Regions from separate parts of the Homo sapiens genome. Here region 1 is linked to region 2. A link is a loop called in an ENCODE intact Hi-C map of the cell type or tissue named here. Cell type or tissue: heart left ventricle. All regions are shown on one strand.

Region 1 (2,500 bases), 230 kb after region 2:
TGTCAAAGTGTATTATTAAGCATTTTATATCTAATTGTAAACTTTTTTTTTCAAAAGTCTTGCTTTACATTTGTTCAACTGAACACAACTTTTGGATAATTGGATAAAATTGGGTAATTTTAAACATTACTTTCTATACTTGAAACATTTATTTAAAAAGAAAAAAAAAAGGACACAGGAACCAGCTTGAAGGGGTTCCCACTAGCCAGATCTGGGACAATTTGAACATCAAAATTAATAGTGTTCGTCAGGGCTGGCTTTGTGGGCCTGCAACCAATAGAGTCACACAGGACTTGGCGCTCAGAATTTTAATAATGTACAGTCCCTGCCTTAAAACCCTTTATCATTTTACCTTTGAATTTGTGGTTTCTAGGTGAAGTCTGATGGCACAATGGAGCATGCTGAGAGCCTGGAGCCTCTGATGACACATGGATCTGAGGCCTGTTGATGCCCACTCCCTACCCCCGGTCCCGTGGTCCCTGCCTGGCTTTGCATTCCCTTCCTTGCTTCAGAGCAGTGACTGGGTCACCTTGGCTGGGGGAGGCCCACGTTTTGTCATCACCTTCCACCCTGGCAGAAGCCTAGGCATGGATAGGTGCAGGAGGGTTCAGGGCTGGGCCCATATGCCAGGGCACTGTCAACCTAAAAATAAGCCATCAAAAAAAAAATCTCATAACTATTTTATCTGTGAGTAAGTAAAAAGGATAATAACCTGGGATGCACAGTTATAGCAAGCCACAGATGCATCCAAAGAGGGGAGGGTAAAGGGAAGCCTTTATCGGTAAAAGTGAGAAGTTCATGTAAGCTGCTTAGAAACAGTTTATTGGTACCAGAGGCTCAAAGCCAGAGTTAGTAGTAGATCACTGGTACAGAAGCCATTATCAGGCAAGTCTTCTTTTGAGATCATCTTATCTGAATTTCTGCAGTCCTAAAAAATGTCTAGTATGAAATCGTGGCTCCGCGCAGTGGCTCACGCCTGTAATCCCAGCACTTTGGGAGGCCAAGGCGGGCGGACACGAGGTCAGGAGATCGAGACCATCCTGGCTAACACCGTGAAACCCCGTCTCTACTAAAAATACAAAAAATCAGCCAGGCGTGCTGGTGTGGCTACTCAGGAGGCTGAGGCAGGAGAATGGCGTGAACCCAGAAGGCAGAGCTTGAAGTGAGCCAAGATCGTGCCACCGCACTCCAGCCTGGGCGACCAAGCAAGACTCCGTCTCAAAAAAACAAAAAAAAGAAATCGTTTCACAGAAATATGTGCATGTGTGTGAAACATGCAAGCCGTGCAAAGCATAAGATGCATGAAGGAGATGAGAGAATTTCTTGTGGGTTATTGCCTGGAAACAGCTTTTAGCTTTAGACATGCAAGGATGAGCTCCTCTCCTTTGTGCTCTCCTGGCTCCAATTTGTCTGGGTCTGAGTAGAGTGGACTTTATCCTGTATCTGCAACTTTCATAGCACCATGGGGTGATCAAGAAGGCAGTTTCCCTCCACTAATCTGACAGTAGCACAGCACATTCTGCAGGCCATTCAGCTAGGGCCTCTTACCAGTGCCATCCAACAATCCAGAACAAACCAGCATGGAGGGTACAGTTCCCTGGGCATTGTCCCTTTGCATCAAATGGAAAATCCAGTTTATGAGAAGAGGAAATTAGCTTCCTTGTCCCCACCCCGGGCCCTGCATTTTCATTTGTGCTGGGCCCCACAAATTATGCAGCTAGCCCTGATAGTAGTAATGGATTGTAACACACAAAATAGGAATACTGCGGGTAGTAAATACACCCCAAATTCCCCCCACTTTCTCCTCCCTGAACTAACAAAAGGAAGCAAGGAGGTTAGGATTCACCTGTATCTGTGTGTGCATGCGTGTATGCGAGTGTATGGGTGCTCACACATGGGTACACAGAAAAAAGAAATCTAAAAAAATTTCTCTCCTATTTGTGACCCCATATCTTTTTTTTTTTTTTTTTTTTGAGACAGGATCTTGCTGTGTCACCCAGGCTGGAGTGCAGAGGTGCAATCTCGGCTCACTGCAACCTCCACCTCCCAGGTTCAAGAGGTTCTTGTGCCTCAGCCTCCCGTGTAGCTGGGACTACAGGTGCACACCACCATGCCCAGCTAATTTTTGTATTTTTTGTAGAGCCAGGGTTTTACCACATTGGCCTGGCTGGTCTCGAAGTCTTGGCCTCAAGAGTTCTACGTTTCTAACAGAGTTCCATTTCTAATAGAGTTGCTACATATAATACATGTCAAATATTTATCTAATACATATGCACATACTACATGCATATGCATTTGTACGGGTGTGTTTTAGGCACCCAGGTCTCACTGCTTGCCAGATAACAAAGCCCTTCCCTGTGGACCTCTACTTCCCCATCTATAAAATGGGAGACTTCATCCCCTTCATCCCTAACCGTTTATCTGAGTCTGTCTCATGTAGAAGGTGGAGGCAAACACCTACTTTGCATGATTTGTCCTAAATTTTCACCTCCCTGTCTGC
Region 2 (2,500 bases):
TGAACTGTGTGGGTCCACTTATTCCTGGATTTTCTTCCATCTCTGCCACTCCTGAGACAGTAACACCAAAGCCTCCTCTTTTCTTCCTCCTCTGCTTACTCAATATAAAGATGACCAGAAGGAAGACCTTGATGATGATCCACTTCCACTTAATGAATAGTAAATATATATTCTCCTCCTTCTGATTTTCTTAATAATTTTTTCTTTTCTCTAGCTTACTTTATTGCAAGAATACAATATAGAATACCTACAACATACAAAATATGTGTTGTTCCACTGTTTACGGCGTTGGCAAGTCTTCTGTTCAATGGAAGTTAAGTTTTGGGCGAGTCAAAAGTTACAGGTGGATTTTTGACTGCATGAAGGAGTCAGTGCCCCTCCCTCCCTCATTGTTCAAGAGTCAACTGTAAATAAGTCTTGGAAACATAATGTTTTTGTTTTTGTTTTTGAGACAGAGTCTCACTCTGTTGCGCGGGCTGGAGTGCAGTGGCATGATCTCGGCTCACTGCAACCTCCACCTCCTGGGTTCAAGGGATTCTCCTGCCTCAGCCTCCTGAGTAGCTGGGATTACAGGCGCCCACCACCACGCCCAGCTAATTTTTGTATTTTTAGTAGAGACAGGGTTTCACCAGGTTGGCCAGGCTGGTCTCGAACTCCTGACCTCAAGTGATCCGCCCACCTCAGCCTCCCATAGTGCTGGAATTACAGGCGTGAGCCACTTGGCCTGGCCTTGGAAACATAATGTTAAAGGGAAAAATGCAATTTGCTAAATGAATCACAGAGTTTAACATTTACGGAAAGTGTGGAAACAATACTATATATTGTTTGTGGTTAGGCACATGTAGTTAAAGTAAAAAAAAGATACAAAAAGATACAAAAAAAGTAGGAGGAGAAAAGGGAATGGTGTCAGGGAAGTACCCAGCAGGCTTCCACTGTAATGTAACATTTTGTTTCTAATCAAAAGAATGTCTGAAACAAGAAATGGACAAATGTGCTTTGAAAAGTACAAGCTGGGCCCTATGGCTCACACCTATGATCCTAGCACTCTGGGAGGCTGAGGCAGGCAGACTGCTTGATGCCAGGAGTTCGAGACCAGCCATTACTAACATGGTGAAACCCCTTCTCTACTAAAAATACAAAAAATTTACAGGCACACACCTGTAAAGCCAGCTACTCAGGAGGCTGAGGCACGAGAATTGCTTGAATCCAGGAGGAAGAGGCTGCAGTGAGCTGAAATGGCACCACTGCACTCCGGCCTGGGTGACAGAGCATGCCTCTGTGTCAAAAGAAAGGAAAGGTGCAAAAGATGGGACCACATGGCACACCAAGACTGCTGTGATCACAGGTCCCCCTTACAAGGAATGGGTGCACCAGAGAAATCCTGCCCCGTCCCCGGCATGCCCCCACCTGGATAGCGCAGGTGGTTGGCCTCTGTCACTCAACCAAAGGGAACTGCTTCCAGCCTTTTCCCTCTTTCCCCAACTCCTCACACTAGACAGAAGGAATGTTCCCCAGGGCCAATTGTGCCAGGTGACTCTCTTCCTTAGAATTCTCCCATGGCTCCCCAGTGCCCTCAGAAGCAAGCCCACACTCCTTTCCAGGGTCAACATTTACCTCCATAGCCTGGGCCCTGCTGCCTTGCCAGCCTCACCTGCCACCATTCTTGTTCCCACACCCTGTAGAAGCCACAGTTGCATGCAGAGCCACCTCCATTCCCTCTCGTCCAGTAGTTTTTCTCACCTTGATAATTTTGCATGTGTGACCCCTTGCTCTGGAAAAGGCCCTTACCCCCTGCCAGCCTTGTCGGTCTGATGCCCGGAGTCCTCACCACCATGCACAGTGCATCCTAAGAGAAGCCTGACAGGCCTTGCCAGGAGATTGGCATCAGCCACCTCTGGATGAAGGAAGGGCGGGCCATTTCCCATGGCCCCATCCTACTTTCCCGCAGTTCCCAGACTTATTGTGGTGGTTGTTGCTAACAACTCACATGTACAATCAGTGGTAAAATTCAGCTTCTTTCATTCAAAACCAAATGAATGCCACCAAAATAGCTTCATAAGACAAAAGGACAAAATGACACTTTTCTTCCCACTTAGTTCACAAATGTCCCCTCTGGCTAACCAAAAGGGTACCTGTTCCATCTGCTCTTTCTGTCCTGCCTCCTCCTCCTCCTGAGTTCCCAAAGCCAAAAGATTGCAGGTAGTAAATGCACCCCAAATTCCCCCCGCTTTCTCCTCCCTGAACTAACAAAAGGAAGCAAGGAGGTTAGGATTCACCTGTATCTGTGTGTGCATTTGTGTATGTGAGTGTATGGGTGCTCACATATGGGTACACAGAAAAAAAAATCTAAAAAAAAAAATTCCTTTCCTATTTGTGACCACATATCCTTTTTTTTTTTTTTTTTTTTGACACAGGATCTTGCTCTGTCACCCAGGCTGGAGTGCAGAGGTGTGATCTCGGCTCACAGTAACCTCTGCCTCCCAGGTTCAAGAGATTCTTG

The links. Peaks named below come from ENCODE experiments on the same cell type or tissue, not always from the same donor. Only the 100,000 strongest peaks of a DNase experiment are listed, where the experiment ranks them.
Region 1: it touches region 2 in a loop (9-fold over the local background); 7 of 110 quality-filtered maps call a loop at or near these places.

Annotation. Positions count from the first base shown.
Region 1 is chr22:25,246,361-25,248,860 of GRCh38, reverse strand. No RefSeq gene overlaps it. Among named protein-coding and RNA genes, the nearest start is that of CRYBB2, 28 kb to the right of the region's middle. In heart left ventricle, no CTCF peak of the experiment used is centred here; no DNase peak of the experiment used is centred here.
Region 2 is chr22:25,471,496-25,473,995 of GRCh38, reverse strand. It overlaps LOC124905094 (a long non-coding RNA gene), which reads right to left and starts at 422. Exons shown (of 2, transcript XR_007068036.1): 1 at 1-422. RefSeq lists enhancers at 770-1,270, 1,271-1,771. In heart left ventricle, no CTCF peak of the experiment used is centred here; no DNase peak of the experiment used is centred here.